2 separate regions of the Homo sapiens genome follow, and region 2 is linked to region 1. Evidence: chromatin contacts called from ENCODE Hi-C or POLR2A ChIA-PET data. All regions are on one chromosome and are shown on one strand. Each heading gives the region's core, a stretch centred on a gene start or an enhancer-like site at or near the end of the contact. The rest is flanking DNA. Distances are from core to core; before and after follow the strand shown.

The links. Hi-C counts contacts between places; a loop is a spot of excess contacts on that map. ChIA-PET counts read pairs that join two places held with the same protein, here RNA polymerase II (POLR2A). Pooled maps may share reads with other maps.
Region 2: a loop to region 1 is called in a pooled map, with 7 times the contacts of the local background. The contact joins the promoter of TDP2 here to the promoter of H4C1 in region 1. A Hi-C loop is called at or near these places in 6 of 50 pooled maps. POLR2A ChIA-PET finds 5 or more read pairs at or near these places in 3 of 52 experiments (CD4-positive, alpha-beta T cell, OCI-LY7 and T-cell).

Annotation. Positions count from the first base shown.
Region 1 is chr6:26,018,038-26,025,435 of GRCh38, reverse strand. It overlaps H4C1 (H4 clustered histone 1), which reads right to left and starts at 3,787. Exons shown (of 1, transcript NM_003538.4): 1 at 3,386-3,787. The coding sequence starts at 3,757. The coding sequence ends at 3,446. H3C1 (H3 clustered histone 1) reads right to left here and starts at 4,985. Exons shown (of 1, transcript NM_003529.3): 1 at 4,478-4,985. The coding sequence starts at 4,946. The coding sequence ends at 4,536. RefSeq lists enhancers at 3,193-3,422, 3,573-3,802, 3,024-3,839, 4,143-4,192, 4,223-4,322 and 2 more.
Region 2 is chr6:24,663,561-24,670,958 of GRCh38, reverse strand. It overlaps TDP2 (tyrosyl-DNA phosphodiesterase 2), which reads left to right and starts at 4,060. Exons shown (of 7, transcript NM_016614.3): 1 at 4,060-4,261; 2 at 4,348-4,433. The coding sequence starts at 4,097. ACOT13 (acyl-CoA thioesterase 13) reads right to left here and starts at 3,882. Exons shown (of 3, transcript NM_018473.4): 1 at 3,615-3,882. The coding sequence starts at 3,695. LOC124901279 (a long non-coding RNA gene) reads left to right here. Exons shown (of 2, transcript XR_007059509.1): 1 at 1-310; 2 at 1,021-1,842. RefSeq lists enhancers at 3,844-4,138, 3,670-4,341, 4,342-5,014.

The DNA.
Region 1 (7,398 bases), core at 2,538-5,037:
CCCGGGATGCCTAACCACCTCTCCAAATTCTATCAGTTTGCTTCCACCCACTTCAAGCTTCAGAACGAAACATAGAGCTTAAGAAATATAGGCCCGGCAAGGTGGCTCACGCCTGTAATCCCGGCACTTTGGAAAGCTGAGCCTGGTGGATCACCTGGGGTCAGGGGTTCGAGACCAGCCTGGCCAATATTGTGAAACCCCGTCTCTACTAAAAAAAAAAAAAAAATTAGCTGGGCATGGTTGCGGGCGACTGTAATCCAAGCTACTCGGGAGGGTGAGACAGGAGAATAGCTTGAACTCGGGAGGCAGAAGTTGCAGTGAGTTGAGATCGCGCTATTACACTTAGGCCTGGGAGACAAGAGTGAAACTGTGTCTCTAAATAAGTGTTTGCAATTATAAACCATCTCCCTGACCTTAAATCTCTAGACTCATATACAACTGCATATTTGATGTATCTAATTGAATAATGGGCATCTCGAACTTGTCCAAAATATGTTTATACGTAAACACCAAGTCTGTTCTTCCTCTGATATTTGTCATGTCAATCAATAGAACTCCATTCTTCAAGCAGCTTGGGCCAGGAATTGTGCAATATTGTTTGTCCTGAGCTTCTTACAACTTTCACCCAATGCAGTCAGCTCTGTTGAAAATCAATCAGAATACCTTTCATTGTTTTCTTTGCTGCTTCTCTAGGAGCAAGCTGCCATGGCGGTTTGTCTGAATGACCACAGTGACCCCAAACTGGTCTTTGTTTTCACTTTTAATCCCCCTGTCATACAGTTTTTTCTCTATCCAGCATCAACAGTGATCCTTTTTGAAGGTATTATGTCCACTGTCTGCTGAAAAGATTCCACTGGCTTTCCATCACCTTCATAATAAAAACCAGCATCCTTATCATAGCCTACAAGTAAGATGACCAACCATTACAGTTTGCCTGACTCTCAGGGGTTTCTCAGGGTGTAAGACTTACAGTGCTGAAACTTAGAAAGTTCCAAGCAAACTAGGATGAGCTGCTCAACCTACTAGATCTGTACTCTGGCTACCCTCTGACCTCATTCTCTTCGCAGTTCTTTCTCTTCACTGACCTTGCTGTTTCTGGAATGGACCAAGCATTTCCAGCATCAGCACCTTTATATCTATTCTTTCTCCCTAGAAGGGTCTTGTCCTGGATATCTGAATGGCTCTAGATCTCATTTCATTCAAGCCTCTCCTCAAATACCAACCTTACGAAAGAGACCTCCCATAATCATCCCTTGTAAAATAAGCTTTTCTGCTCATTTAGCATATATATATATAGTTGACTATCCTCAATAGCATATATATATAACATTTCCCCACCTAGAATTATATATGTAATAATATATTTAACAAAAAATACATATAACTAGATATATTTTATTTTGTGTTTGTTCTCTCTCCCCCAACTGGAATATATTTTTTGAAGGTAGGGACTTTGTTTTGTCCCAGAAGTATCCCTAGCACCTTGAACAGGGCTGACGTTTAACAGGTAGTTTATGGAGGTTTGTTGAATGAAAGGATGTGTGAATTTTCTATGTAAGTCTCCAGGCTCTCCACTAAGCCCACCAGAATGCTAACACAATCAATTCCCCATCTCATTCCTTGACCTGCCACTGCCTGAAGCAATCAGCGTGCAGTTTCTCTTTAGAAAATCTGGGGGATAGTCTAGGGGTTGCAAATTAAGCAACATTATCTTTGTTCTGAACAAGGACTGCATGAGTGTTAGGACTGAAGAAGGCCCAAGGTGGTGGTGGGTATGCCTAAGATGAGTATGACATATCAGCAATGCTATGAACATAGCAATGCTATGAAAGGCCAGGCAAAACGTAACAGGAGCTAGTCGTGGCTTATTGTTACAACGACTATACCTCCCATATGGGTAATCGATATCCACACACCCCTCTACATTGACTCTGGAATTCAGGAAAGGGAATTAAAATTTTCTAACTTATGTACCCCAATGATTTCAACAATATCTGGCATATGAGATCAATAAATATCTTTAAAATACCAACTAAGAAAGACATAAAATGACCCACCCTCCATACCAGGCTCATTTTTGCTCCTCTGATTCCTGAAACTATCCAGAATGCAGCTATGAATTCTCTCCATTGTCAGTTTTAAATTAAGCCAAGCTGGGTACTTGTGTAATTCCTCAAGAAATCCTGGATGAAAACTGTCAGGTGGAAAACAGGACCTCAAAATAAAGAGACATCCATCACTGAAGCTAACATCGTGAGGCTGAAATCAGTCCTATAACAATGGTACCAAAAAGAGCACAATGAGAGGCATTTGTGAATATTTACTCAGATGAGAGTAAGATATTTCCCTATCAGCTAACCTGAAGTTCACATCCCTTTTCCAGCTGAGTTCTGAAGCTAGATGTACTTAACTGGAACACATAACTGCATCAGGAACATCCTTTAAAACTATGGCTACCATGGCTTGACTGGACAAACCCCAGGCTTCCAGGTTTAGCACAGGTGGCCCTTCACAGACCAACATTGCCTATGCTACCAACCTCATGTCCTACCACCCTGCTTGCATCATTTCTCTCTCTGCATATATAAAAATATATGTGTATGTATATAATCAGCTTTATTGATATTTAATGTACCACAAAATTTGCCCACTTTAGGTACAGTTCAATGAATTTTACCGTGTTTTCTTAGTTGTACAACCATCATCACAATTTAATTTCGGAATATTTCTATCACCCAAATTTCCATTTCTGCGTAAAGGGGGAAAAAAAAAGGTTAACTGCTGAAGGCCGCGGTAACACTGAAAAAGGTGCCTTTTCTCTCTAAAACAGATTTTAATCTCCCCTGAATTTAGTGTCCTGGGTATTCCAGGAGTCTGAATAGGGTTTCAATTTTCAGGGTCTTTTTAATAGAGTAAAACTGTATTGGTGGCGATAAATTTAGTATTGCTCTCAGTACATGATTGAGGGATACTTAAATGTCTCTGTGATTTTATTTCATAATCGCTAAAAGATGGTTTTTTTTTTTCCTAAAACAGGGTTTTTGTTTTTTCTCAATAAGCTTCTTAGCTTCCCCTCCGGCTCCCTGGCTTGCCTCAGGAAATATTAGCTCATCAGTTCTGATTGGTTGACAGCTACGAATGGCCCTCATTGATTGGGCAGCGCTTCTTTGTCCCTTGGAAACTAATACAAATTTTTAACACTACTTTTTTTCCACTCTTTCTTCAGAGTTGGAATATCGTTGCTCCCCTACCCATATGTAGTGAGTGGAGGGCAAACTTGGAGTTCCCCTAATCTTTCCTTTTTAGGATGTCAGCTCAGTATCATTCATCTTAATTACACATTGAGCTTCTTGACTTAATGGATACAGCTCTTCTTTTGTTTAGTTGGGCGGCCCTGAAAAGGGCCTTTGGTTCAGAAATGCAAGCTGTGGAGAAATCAGCAACCTTAACCGCCAAAGCCATAAAGGGTGCGTCCCTGGCGCTTAAGCGCGTAGACCACGTCCATGGCAGTGACTGTCTTGCGCTTGGCGTGCTCCGTATAGGTGACAGCGTCACGGATCACGTTCTCCAAAAACACCTTGAGCACCCCGCGAGTCTCCTCGTAGATCAGACCAGAGATCCGCTTCACACCGCCACGCCGGGCCAGACGCCGGATGGCCGGCTTGGTGATGCCCTGGATGTTGTCACGCAACACCTTGCGGTGGCGCTTGGCACCCCCCTTACCCAAACCCTTCCCGCCCTTACCACGTCCAGACATGACTTCCCAAGAAGTGAACCAAGAGCAAGTGAGAGAATAGGAAACCGATCTTTATATATCTACGTTACCCCTGCCCCCACCTCCAGCGGACACTGAGACTGAAAAGCGCGCAGGCGGGAAATGTGACGCCTACAGTCCGCTCCTTTAACCCCTCCTCCAAGCCCCAGGAAATGGCGGGAGCAGCGATTGGGGGAGGGTGGGGAGATGAGGGTGGGACCAAGCAGGCTTGACCAATGGCCTTTATTTTCTTAACAGAGCTACAGGCTTTGAGGAACTGGGTTAAGAATTAAATGTAAACCCATTCTGACTCCAGAATTATTTTAAGTCGAACTTTTTTTTTAACCGAATCTCTCTGTCGCCCAGACTGGAGTACATTAGAGCCATCTCGATTCACTGAAACCTCTGCCTCTCAGGTTCAAGTGTTTCTCCTGCCTCAGCCTTCAGAGTGTAGCTGGGATTACAAGCGCTCGCCGTCGCGCCCGGCGTGTTTTTGTATTTTTCGTAGAGACGGGATTCGGCCATGTTGGCCAGGCTGATCCCGAACTCCTGATTTCTGGTAATCCGCCCGCCTCAGCCTCTCAAAGTGCTTGAATTACAGGCGTGAGTCACCGCGACCGGCCGAAATCGATTGGTTTTGAAGCCTTCAGTAGCATTAAAACGAAAAGTGCTCCCAATGCATTCCCTTTTGTCTTAAATTGGTTTCTTACAGCTACTTTACTTGAAAAGGTGGTGGCTCTGAAAAGAGCCTTTGCTTGGACCGTCAGAGAGACCACAGTAATCACGCCCTCTCTCCGCGGATGCGGCGGGCGAGCTGGATGTCCTTGGGCATGATAGTGACGCGCTTGGCGTGGATGGCGCACAGGTTAGTGTCCTCAAATAGCCCTACCAAGTAGGCCTCGCACGCCTCCTGCAGAGCCATCACAGCGGAGCTCTGGAAACGCAGGTCTGTTTTAAAGTCCTGCGCAATCTCGCGCACCAGGCGCTGGAAAGGTAGTTTACGAATAAGCAGTTCAGTGGACTTCTGATAACGGCGGATCTCGCGCAGAGCCACGGTGCCCGGCCGGTAGCGGTGGGGCTTTTTCACGCCGCCGGTGGCCGGAGCGCTTTTGCGGGCTGCCTTAGTGGCCAACTGTTTGCGTGGCGCCTTGCCACCAGTAGACTTCCGAGCAGTTTGCTTAGTGCGAGCCATGACGGAAAAACAGCACAGCGGAACACCCAACACTAGCGCAAATACGCCCATGAGCTGCTCTATTTATAGTGTGTAAAGTGCAGTGATTGGATGATAGAAGACGCTAAATATGACGTTACACACTCTGATTGGTCTATCTTTAAGCCAGCAACAATCGTGCAGTTTCACCGGCTACTATATTCTATTCCAACTCTACAGATGATTATTTAAGTGGTATTTTATTACTACTATTATTTTATTTTACTTTTGCTTTGTTCCCCAAGCTGGTCTTAAACTTGGGCTCAAAGGATCTTCCCGCCTCAGCATCCAGAGTAGCTGGGATTACAGGGGAGCCCCACTGCGCCGGCTTGGACTTTAATTTTTTAAACTTGTCCTCTTCTACATCTGGTTTTCATAACCTGAAGGCTGTGTTTATTTTCCATAAAACAAGGCATTGATTCCAAAGGTATTATAATTCCCCAATTCCGTATAACCTTCAGCTCTTTAGGAAAAAAAAAAAAAAAAAAAAAAAGAGGGAATACTGCTCACCTCCTCTCCGGAAATGTACCCTTTACGGGAATTTCTGAAACCTTTCACAAGAATTGGATTCCTTTGTAATGCTTTAATTGACTTAGGAGTGTTATTGAAATCTACAAAGCATCTCAAACATAGTAGGATTACACTATTACTCAGAAACATTTTCTATGAGACGTCTTTCTCTTGATTATGCTCTTTGAATCCTAAACTTGCAGCGTTCTGCAGCTTTTGTTTTCTAAAGCCTAGGTGTACTCTGCCAGTCACAAAATGGCGTTTCTCCAGCACTGCCGCCAGGTACCACCAGCTGGGAGTTGTTCCTCTTGCGGAGCAGGAGGTGGACTTGGCCCAAGAGAAACTGGATAGTGGTTCGCAAGGAACATAATTTAGCATTGCCAAGAGCTAATGCAATCATTTTGAAAATCTCAAAACACTGAAAAGTGGATTGTGACCTTTTTAAATTCACAAGAGACAGGCCACATTCTATCTTTTGATTGGTTTAGGCTATTTTCTTGAACAGCCATTTAGAAAGCAGATCTATCATCCTTCATTTGCATGGAGCGTTCCCATTTTATTTGAAACCAGTTTAACCCAATAGAAAAAAGGGAGGCAGAACCCATTATTTAAAGTGGAAACTCCTGAATCAGATAATTAGGAGTATTTCCTTTTCAAAAGTTGCGTTTTTTCAGATACCTCGCTTATTACACTAAGAAAGGTTTATATCTTTCACAAAGGGTTTACTTACAAAAATCTTCCAATTTTGTATACCTGTGTTTCATAACTGACTAGCCGTCAAACCAAGATGTAGAGTTTCCAACCGTTATTTTCCAAATTTTTAGAAATTACGTGAAATATTTGAATGCATGCCTTCTCAATAAAATGGGACGTAGGAAGCACTGGTGCAGAAGATGGGTACAATACTTATCTGGGACCACTCCATTATTTGGTTGGCACGTTGTTTGAACAAAAAGGGGAAAAGCTCAGGTTACTTAGCATGGTTCGGACTTATTTGAAAACTACCACAGCAGGAGCGGAAATAAGACCGCATTACCTCACTCTCTGCTGTGCTGTGCTAGGGGGTTATCCAGAATAGGATTGTAGAAGTGGATGTCGATTTAATAGTTTTTTATTCTCCCATTAGCTGAGTCTCTGATTGGCAATGTGAGATCGTTTTAGCTTATTGATACTTTGAAATGCACTTAACAGCCACAAACAAGTTAAAGGGTTGTTACCATAAAATCTTATCCCCAGGGTGTGCTTGCATTTATCACCCGTGTTTGCTTTCACACTAAGTGGACTTAACTCCCCAGCAGAATGCCTGTCAGGGAACCGGTTTCGTGGACCCAGCATTTAACGCCTTTCGCAGGCTTGTGAGGCCCATAAATATTTGTTGAATAAAAGAATGAGTTGACCATGTCATGGTGCGCTGATTGCGTGTGCTGACATGGAACACAGGTTGTAAACCTTAATACCAATTTGGGGCATGTTGTATGGATGAAAAGGGCATTGGAAATTCCTGAAGTGCATCCCACATTGGACTGTGGAAATAAGTTGCAAGTGCAGAAACGTTTCCACACTTGCAGTTTGAGTATTAATTGCAGCGTTTGTGAATTCTGGTGTTGTCTACGATTCATTCTTGTTTGACGTGAAAGGTATTCGCGAGACACATCGCTCTAAAACATTGCCAGAAAATGTAATAGAGTTGATGACAACTGGCCCTAACACGGCCTAAAACTCGCACTTTTCTCTCCCTCCGCAACTATTCAAAACACTGTATTTTACATTTCTTGCAAATTAAAAACTAACATCTCTGGCAACGGACCTCTAAAAATTTCTAATAAAACTCCTCGGATGCTTGTGGCACTGCATTTGTAAACCGCCCCCTCTCAACCTACTCCCTAAAAAAGAGCTGCTTTTTGAGAGAGAAGCGGTACCCTCT
Region 2 (7,398 bases), core at 2,811-5,310, 1.4 Mb after region 1:
TTCCTCTTGAATGCAGGTCTCCATTAACTTTGGAGATTGTTACATGAGAATAGAGGAAAAACTTTCAGAACTCATGGAGAGCTAAAATGCTCATGAATATCAAGCAGAATAGGAATTAACTAAGGGGACTGAACTAATCTTTTTGACTTTTTGCTTAAACATTGCTGATCTTTTGCTTTGTTTTTCAGAGCCTTGAAACTTTTCTTTTGAGCTATTGACAGCTTTTAACAATTTAGTATACTCCAATCAACAAAATTTGGAGCATATTTGTTTCTCTCTACCTGATTTCTCCAGAATTTGTAAACTATTTGTGAGTATTCTTAACTTGTGCCAATACAGTTATTTGCATAAGTGCAGTAAGAATCTGTTTTCATTTGTAACAGGACACAGTTGGAGAAACTGATTATTTTACCAAGGCTTTGAGTGGAAAGGTGTACTTTCCTTTAAGTAATCAAACCTGACTTATGGAGCCAATAAAAGCCCTTGGGAAAACTGGCCTCACACTTTACAAAGTCCCTGTACAGGGTTTCTGATATGTGCTAAGTAAAGAATGTCATTTTCTGACAGGTCCAGGAGCCCCTGGTTTATCATGGAACATCAAAAAGAGGAAATTCACCCTACTCATAGGTATTTGATGGTACAAATCCATGGCTGAGCTTGGCTTTAAAAAGAATCTTATCTGAGATTCCTTCTATGGAACAAAGTTCCTTCAAAGCCAATTTTAAAAAGCCTATGTGAAAAATAATTATTCTTGCTACACTTTATATAAATAATCTGGTCAAATATAATAAAGCAAATCAGTCCTACCATGATTTGTCTTTAGTAAAAATGGAAAACTGGAGAGAGAAAAATTGTTTCAAAACTTACAGTCCACTTGTTGTTAGATACTAGTCTTGCCTAATTTTTTCAATTTTTATTATTTTCTACAGTTTAGGCTGAATTCTAATTTTTCCTGGCTACAAGTCTCCAAAATAATATTTTTAATTTTTTTCTTTTCTTTTCCTTTTTTTTCCTAATTAGGAGTCACTGAAAACAGCTGTGCTTTTGTAAAGCCCTGCAAACTGAAGCTAGACAACTTAAACTTCAGAAGAAAATAACAGCAACCTATTTACACGCATAAGCCACTTTCATACCTGCCTACTGATGTATGGACTTCAGAATAACGTGGCCTATGTATATTTTCCAGGATTGTTCTTTTGTTTGTTGTTTTTCACCCTTCCTCCCCCTATTTTCTCTTCACAAGACATGGGAGTTCACAGCCTTCTAAAAATTAGCTTTCCTAATAACTTGGGACTTACCTGTCTAGGAATAAACCATCCTAGCATGAGCGATCAGATGAAATCTGGGACCAAAGACTCATTTTTCTTCTAAAATGCTTTCTCCAAAAAAAAATTTTTTTTAAAAAAAAGAAAAGGGGGCAAATGTAAAGGAAAATATCTTGGGCCCCCAAATCACTAAGTTAAAAGGAAAATTCAAGCTAGGAACTACTTAAGACAAACTTGCCTCCCATTCTATTCAAAGTCATCCCTCTGCTCATTGAGATAAATGTGTATCTGACTGCCTCCTTAGGAAAGGTAAATCAGAAACTCAAAAGAATGCAACCATTTGTCTCCCACCTACCCGTGACCTGGAAGCCCCCTTCCCGCTTCAAGTTGTCCCGCCTTTCCGAACCCAACCAGTGTTCATTTTACATATATTGATTGATGTCTTATATGTCCCTAAAACGCATAAAACCAAGCTGTGCTCTGACCACCTTGGGCACATGTTGTCAGGACCTCCTGAGGCTGTGTCACTGCGTGCGCATCCTCAACCTTGGCAAAATAAACTTTCTAAATTAACTGATACCTGTCTCAAATTTTTGGGGTTCACAAGGTTTAGTTATAAATGCTTCTTATGGAGCATGATTTTCTTACAAGCGAGGCAGGAGAATCGGATCTGGAGGCAGGGAACCTAGGGCTGTTTCACGCTGACTTCCTAGAACTAAATTGAAAGTAAAACCCTAACTTCCCACACCAAGTAACAAAAGAACCAGAGGCTTCTCCCTTTCCAAACCCCCACCTTTTCTGTGTGGCAGATGGGAAATTGAAAGTACCTCTGATTGGTTGCAAAAAGCAAAATTACGCTAAGAAGTAAGTTATCCCTTAAAAAAAATTATTCTTTCTGCAACCAATCAGATCTTCCCATAGGAGTGTAACTATGTAACTTCACCATCTGATTGCACGCCACGTCTTCGTTTGCATATAAGGGCAACTTTGTAACTTCACTTTAGCCTTTCATTGGTTGCTTTTCACAGCCAATTGTGGGTCACCACTTCATTTACATGAGATGAGTACCAAGTGGCCAATAGGAGACTTCAATGGGGTATTAGGGCCCCTGAGCTGCTGCTCCACACCCCAAACACAGGAGTGTCCTTTCATTTTCAGTAAATCCCTGCTTTTGGCGGGGCATGGTGGCTCATGCCTGTAATCCCAGCACTTCGGGAGGCCAAGGCAGGTGGATCACCTGAGGTCAGCAGTTTGAGACCAGCCTGACCAACATGATGAAACCCTGTCTCTAATAAAAATAAAGAATTAGCCAGGCTTGGTGGCGCATGCCTGTAATCATCCCAGCTACTTGGAAGGCTGAGGCATGAGAATCACTTGAACCCAGGAGGCGGAGGTTGCAGTGAGCCGAGATCGTGTCACTGCACTCCCGCATGGGCAACAGAGCAAGACTCCATCTCAAAACAACAACAACAACAAACACCTTCAAGGTCTGGCGTGGCGGCTCACACCAGTAATCCCAGCACTTTGGGAGGCGGAGGCAGGCGTTTCACCTGAGGTCGGGAGTTCGAGAGCAGCCTGACCAACATGGAGAAACCCTGTCTCTACTAAAAGTACAATATTAGCTGGGCATGGTGGCGCATGCCTGTAATCCCAGCCACTCGGGAGGCTGAGTGAGGCAGGAGAATTGTTTGAACCAGGGAGGTGGAGGTTGCAGTGAGCCGAGATCGCGCCATTGCACTCCAGCCTAGGCAACAAGGGCGAAACCTCATCCTAAAAAAACAAAAACAAACAAACACCTTCGGGCTTTGTGAGTGCTGGTCTCAGAAAAGCACTCAGTCTTCCTCCAAGGGCTAACTTACTTCTTCAGGAGTTGGGTGCCTTTGAGAAATTTCCCAAACCACTACAGAGGAACAACTTCTCCCTTCGTTCACCACTCTACCAAGCACTTGGCTTTTGTACCTTATTGCAATTATTTATCTTCTAATCTTCTAGAGCCTAGAGAATTAGACTGTAATGTGCCTTAAATGCAGAGGTTTCTCTTACTCTTCTCTGGAGCAATGCAGACGTTTGTTGGTTGAAGGATCAAACTCCAAAGTCCCTCCCAGCCTTGGAACTGTCTCCACGAGTCATAACCATACTTATCTATGTTTAGATAGAGAACTTACGCGTTCGACCCAGCATATTTAGGGGCTCCATTAAAGTAATAATCATTATTACTAAGGTGAATTTACAGGCGTACTAGAACACAACCTAACAAGAGATAATTATTCAAAGCTCACAACGGCACCAAGCACGGTGCTTTCTTTTCCTTCATTAGAAGCCACGGCTTCTCCCCTACCTTTCCCATACCTTTCCCAAAACTCTCTCAAAATTGCGAGCCTTGGTCATGGCCTTTATCACCTCCCGCAGAGACTGAGTCATGCTGGTCATCGTGGACGGTTTTCCAGCCTTTGGGCTTTGCGCAAGAACGAACTTCGGAAGAGCTGGAAAGTCCAGAAGTTAGTGAAAGAAGGAGGACACAAAGGGCGAAGAGCCCGCACCCTTCTCCGCCCCTAGGAGCGCAAGAGGCCGGGAGTCAGGCGAGCTGGCAGCCCCGGTGGTCCGCGATTTGCTCACTGACTTTCCTCGCACCCTTGTGACGAAGCGCGCATGCGCGCTTCGCACCCACCGCCCCGGCGGCTCCCTTGCGGCGCAGCTGCACCAGTTTTCCGAGAGCAGCGCATTTCCCCGCCGGGCGGTTGATGCGGGAGCGCCATGACACAGGCGCCTGCGCAGAGCCGCGCGTTGGCCTCCTGTTCCGCTTAAAGGGGCGGTGCAGAGGCGGCAGGAAGATGGAGTTGGGGAGTTGCCTGGAGGGCGGGAGGGAGGCGGCGGAGGAAGAGGGCGAGCCTGAGGTGAAAAAGCGGCGACTTCTGTGTGTGGAGTTTGCCTCGGTCGCAAGCTGCGATGCCGCAGTGGCTCAGTGCTTCCTGGCCGAGAACGACTGGGAGATGGAAGTACGCTTTCGCTGTCCTCGCTTCCGGCTCCATTACCTAGGTCGGTGGAGCGCACAAACCTCATCCCTTGTGCCTTTGTTTTTCAGAGGGCTCTGAACTCCTACTTCGAGCCTCCGGTGGAGGAGAGCGCCTTGGAACGCCGACCTGAAACCATCTCTGAGCCCAAGACCTAGTAAGTGATGAGGGGAGCGGGAGCCAGTCCGCACGGAGGCAGTTTGATACCAGGTAGCCCTGCGCGTCCTGGGACCTGCCGTGGAGCTGGGCGGACGATGCTGAGGCAGATCTCCAAGCTGCGTAGCCAGAGGAGCAGGGCTTGCGTTGCTGCTGCTGCGCGGAGTTGCGCCCCAGCAGCGGATCTAACACTGCACCAGACTGTCGCTTCGAACGTGATTTGGGGTCCAGGGAGGAAAAGATGGAAATGTAATGTTTAACTCAAATGAAAGGAAATAAGTAAGCGAGAGGTTTGAAACAAATGAACGAAGGCTAAACCTTCTATCGAAAAATGGCAACTTGGAAGTCTCCTTGCTTCCTGTATTGTTTATTTATTCTAGGCCCTAGGCTGACCGGCCAGAATAACAGGTTTGTTGTTGTTGTTATTTTTTTTTAATGCACACCTACTCCTGTTATTTCAGTGCCCCTCTCCAGTTCCTGCACTTAAAAAGTGTAGCTGCCTTACAAGGCCCTCTACTATTTGGCTCCATAACTTAGAACCTGCCTTTCCAGGTTCCAGGCCTATCAAACTTTTACTTTTTTCCAACGGGTCATTTTCTCCTGTCTTTGAAACTTCGTAAAGATCTTTATTACCTGTGCCTGGAATTTTTTTCTTTTCCCTTCCTTGCTAATATTTGTCTTAAAGCCCCAAGCTGAGACATGATTTATCTCTAGGAAGCTTTTCCTGATGTCCTAAGTCTGGGTAAGAGTCCCCTTTTAGGTACTCTTATAGCATCCTGCATGACCCCTGTTACAATACCTTAGTCCGTATTATAATTGCTGTTCATTATTTTATGTCTCCTACTAGACTGCACATCTAGTAAGGAGTATCTGTTTTGTACATTGTTAATTTCCCAAAGTCTGACACAACATTTGACACATAATAAGCTCCCAATAAATATTTACTGAATGTATAAAATTCTCCCAGCTATATGTACAACCTGTAAAATTGACTGTTCATAGTGGAGACTTTATTTTCCCTTTGGTCTTTTCAGCTACACTGGCTTACAGATGTGATAAGATATTTTCTTTAGGTTCCTTTCTCTGTCTTGCCTCTTGTTGGGGAATTGTTTACTCACCCACAGTGATTTGTCTCTGGCTCCCGTTTTACTAACCAGAGCAAGTTGGACTAGGAGGTGTTTGCCTAGCTCAAACTGGCCAGTCAGATCCTCTCCTTGGTTTCAGAATTAGGACCAAGAGAGTCAAGTCTGAGTCTTCCTATGGAGCTGGAACTGTAACATGTTAACTTAGCACCTGTGAGGATTCATACATATCTTTTTTTGTGTACAGAGAAGCTGAGAACAGAGGTCTGCAGAGAGACAATGAAGCAGAGGGAAGTTGAAGTGTAGGATTGAGAGAAAGCCCTTAACTGCCCTTCCTTAAACATGGCTGTATTTCTGTACCAGGCTCTGTGACATGTTTGTTTCCTTATAAATTCTCCTGTTTTGGTCAAACCAACCTGAGTTAATGTCTGTTGGTTGCAACAGACTATATTGTAACCAATAAATAGTAACAAAATAAGTGGATTTCCTGTAATAGGCCCTCAGAAAAGATGCGGATCAAGCTGATCAATGGTGTCATGGCTATTAGGATTCTCTTACCCCGGAATGGTAAATTGGCAAAAACAAGCAAAGGTGTTGATTAGGCTGTGGTCTCTTGTCTCTCAGAACTCAGGTCAAGTATGAATGAGAGTGAGGTTTTAAAGTTTAGTTTGCTCAAGAGAGAAAAATGGGGAAGGGGCAAACTTCAGCGTGTTTCTAAGGCCTGTGACCTGATTAGATTTTTGATGTTGGCTTTAGCAAAAATGAAAGGGAAAAAAAAATTGATTGGAAGATTTTATGACCAGAAAAACTCAACCCTGCTGAGCAAGGGCATTGGCTGTCTTAAATGAATGGCGCAGGAATCTCAATTCTGGAGTGAATTCCTGGGATATCAACAAAAATTGAAATTGAACACTAAAGTGATTTAGTCCCCTACATTAGAATCTATCTTCAGTGTCTCTGATGAGAGACAAGGGAAATCCTCTTAAAACAGCTATGCTGAATCTTAGCTGCATATTGGAATTATCTGGGGAATTTAAAAAAAAAACCAGAGATTCTAATTTCATTAGTCTTGAGTGGGGCCCATTATTCCTTATTGGCTTTTTTTTTTTTTTTTATTAGCTGTGCAGGTAATTCTAATGCAGAGCCAGCATTGAAAGCCCGTGTCCCAGAGCCTTGTTATTTAGAGTGTGGACTCTGGACCAGCAGCGTGCCACTGCTACTCGGGAATTTGTTAGACATGCAGAATCTTAGGTCTCACCCAGACCTACTGAATCAGAATCTGTATTTTGACAAGATCTCCAGGTGATTTAAAATTGAGGAGCACTGGCCTAACACATAAAACCTAAGACACCAGATATACTGACAAAAGCACTTCCTCCTCTGCTTAGGAATGAAGTCAACAAATCATGCCCCTAAAGTTTGCCAGTCCCTTTCTGTTCCCTTAGTATTTCTGTACAGCAACGTTTTAGAGTTTATTTCCCTTTTCATTTTTCCAAAAGGAAATTTTTAATACAGTTGCCTGGTTTTTCTTGCTGCATTAAATATTAAATATTGTGGGTGTTGCATAAATTGCAGAGATATTTGTATTAGGTTCTTGTGTTGCTATAAATACCTGAGACTGGGTAATTTATAAAGAAAAGAGATTTAATTGGCTAACAGTTCTGCAGGCTCTACTGGAAGCATGGCCCCAGCCTCTGCTGGGCCTCAGGAAGATTTCAATCATGGCAGAAGGGAAAGGGGAGCCCAGGTATCACATGGAGAGCGCAGGAGCAAGGGGGTGGGGTGGTGCCACATACTTTTAAACAACCAGATCTTGCAAGAAGAACTCAGTATCGTGAAGATAGCACCAAGACATTAATGAGGGATCTGCCTCCATGACCCAAA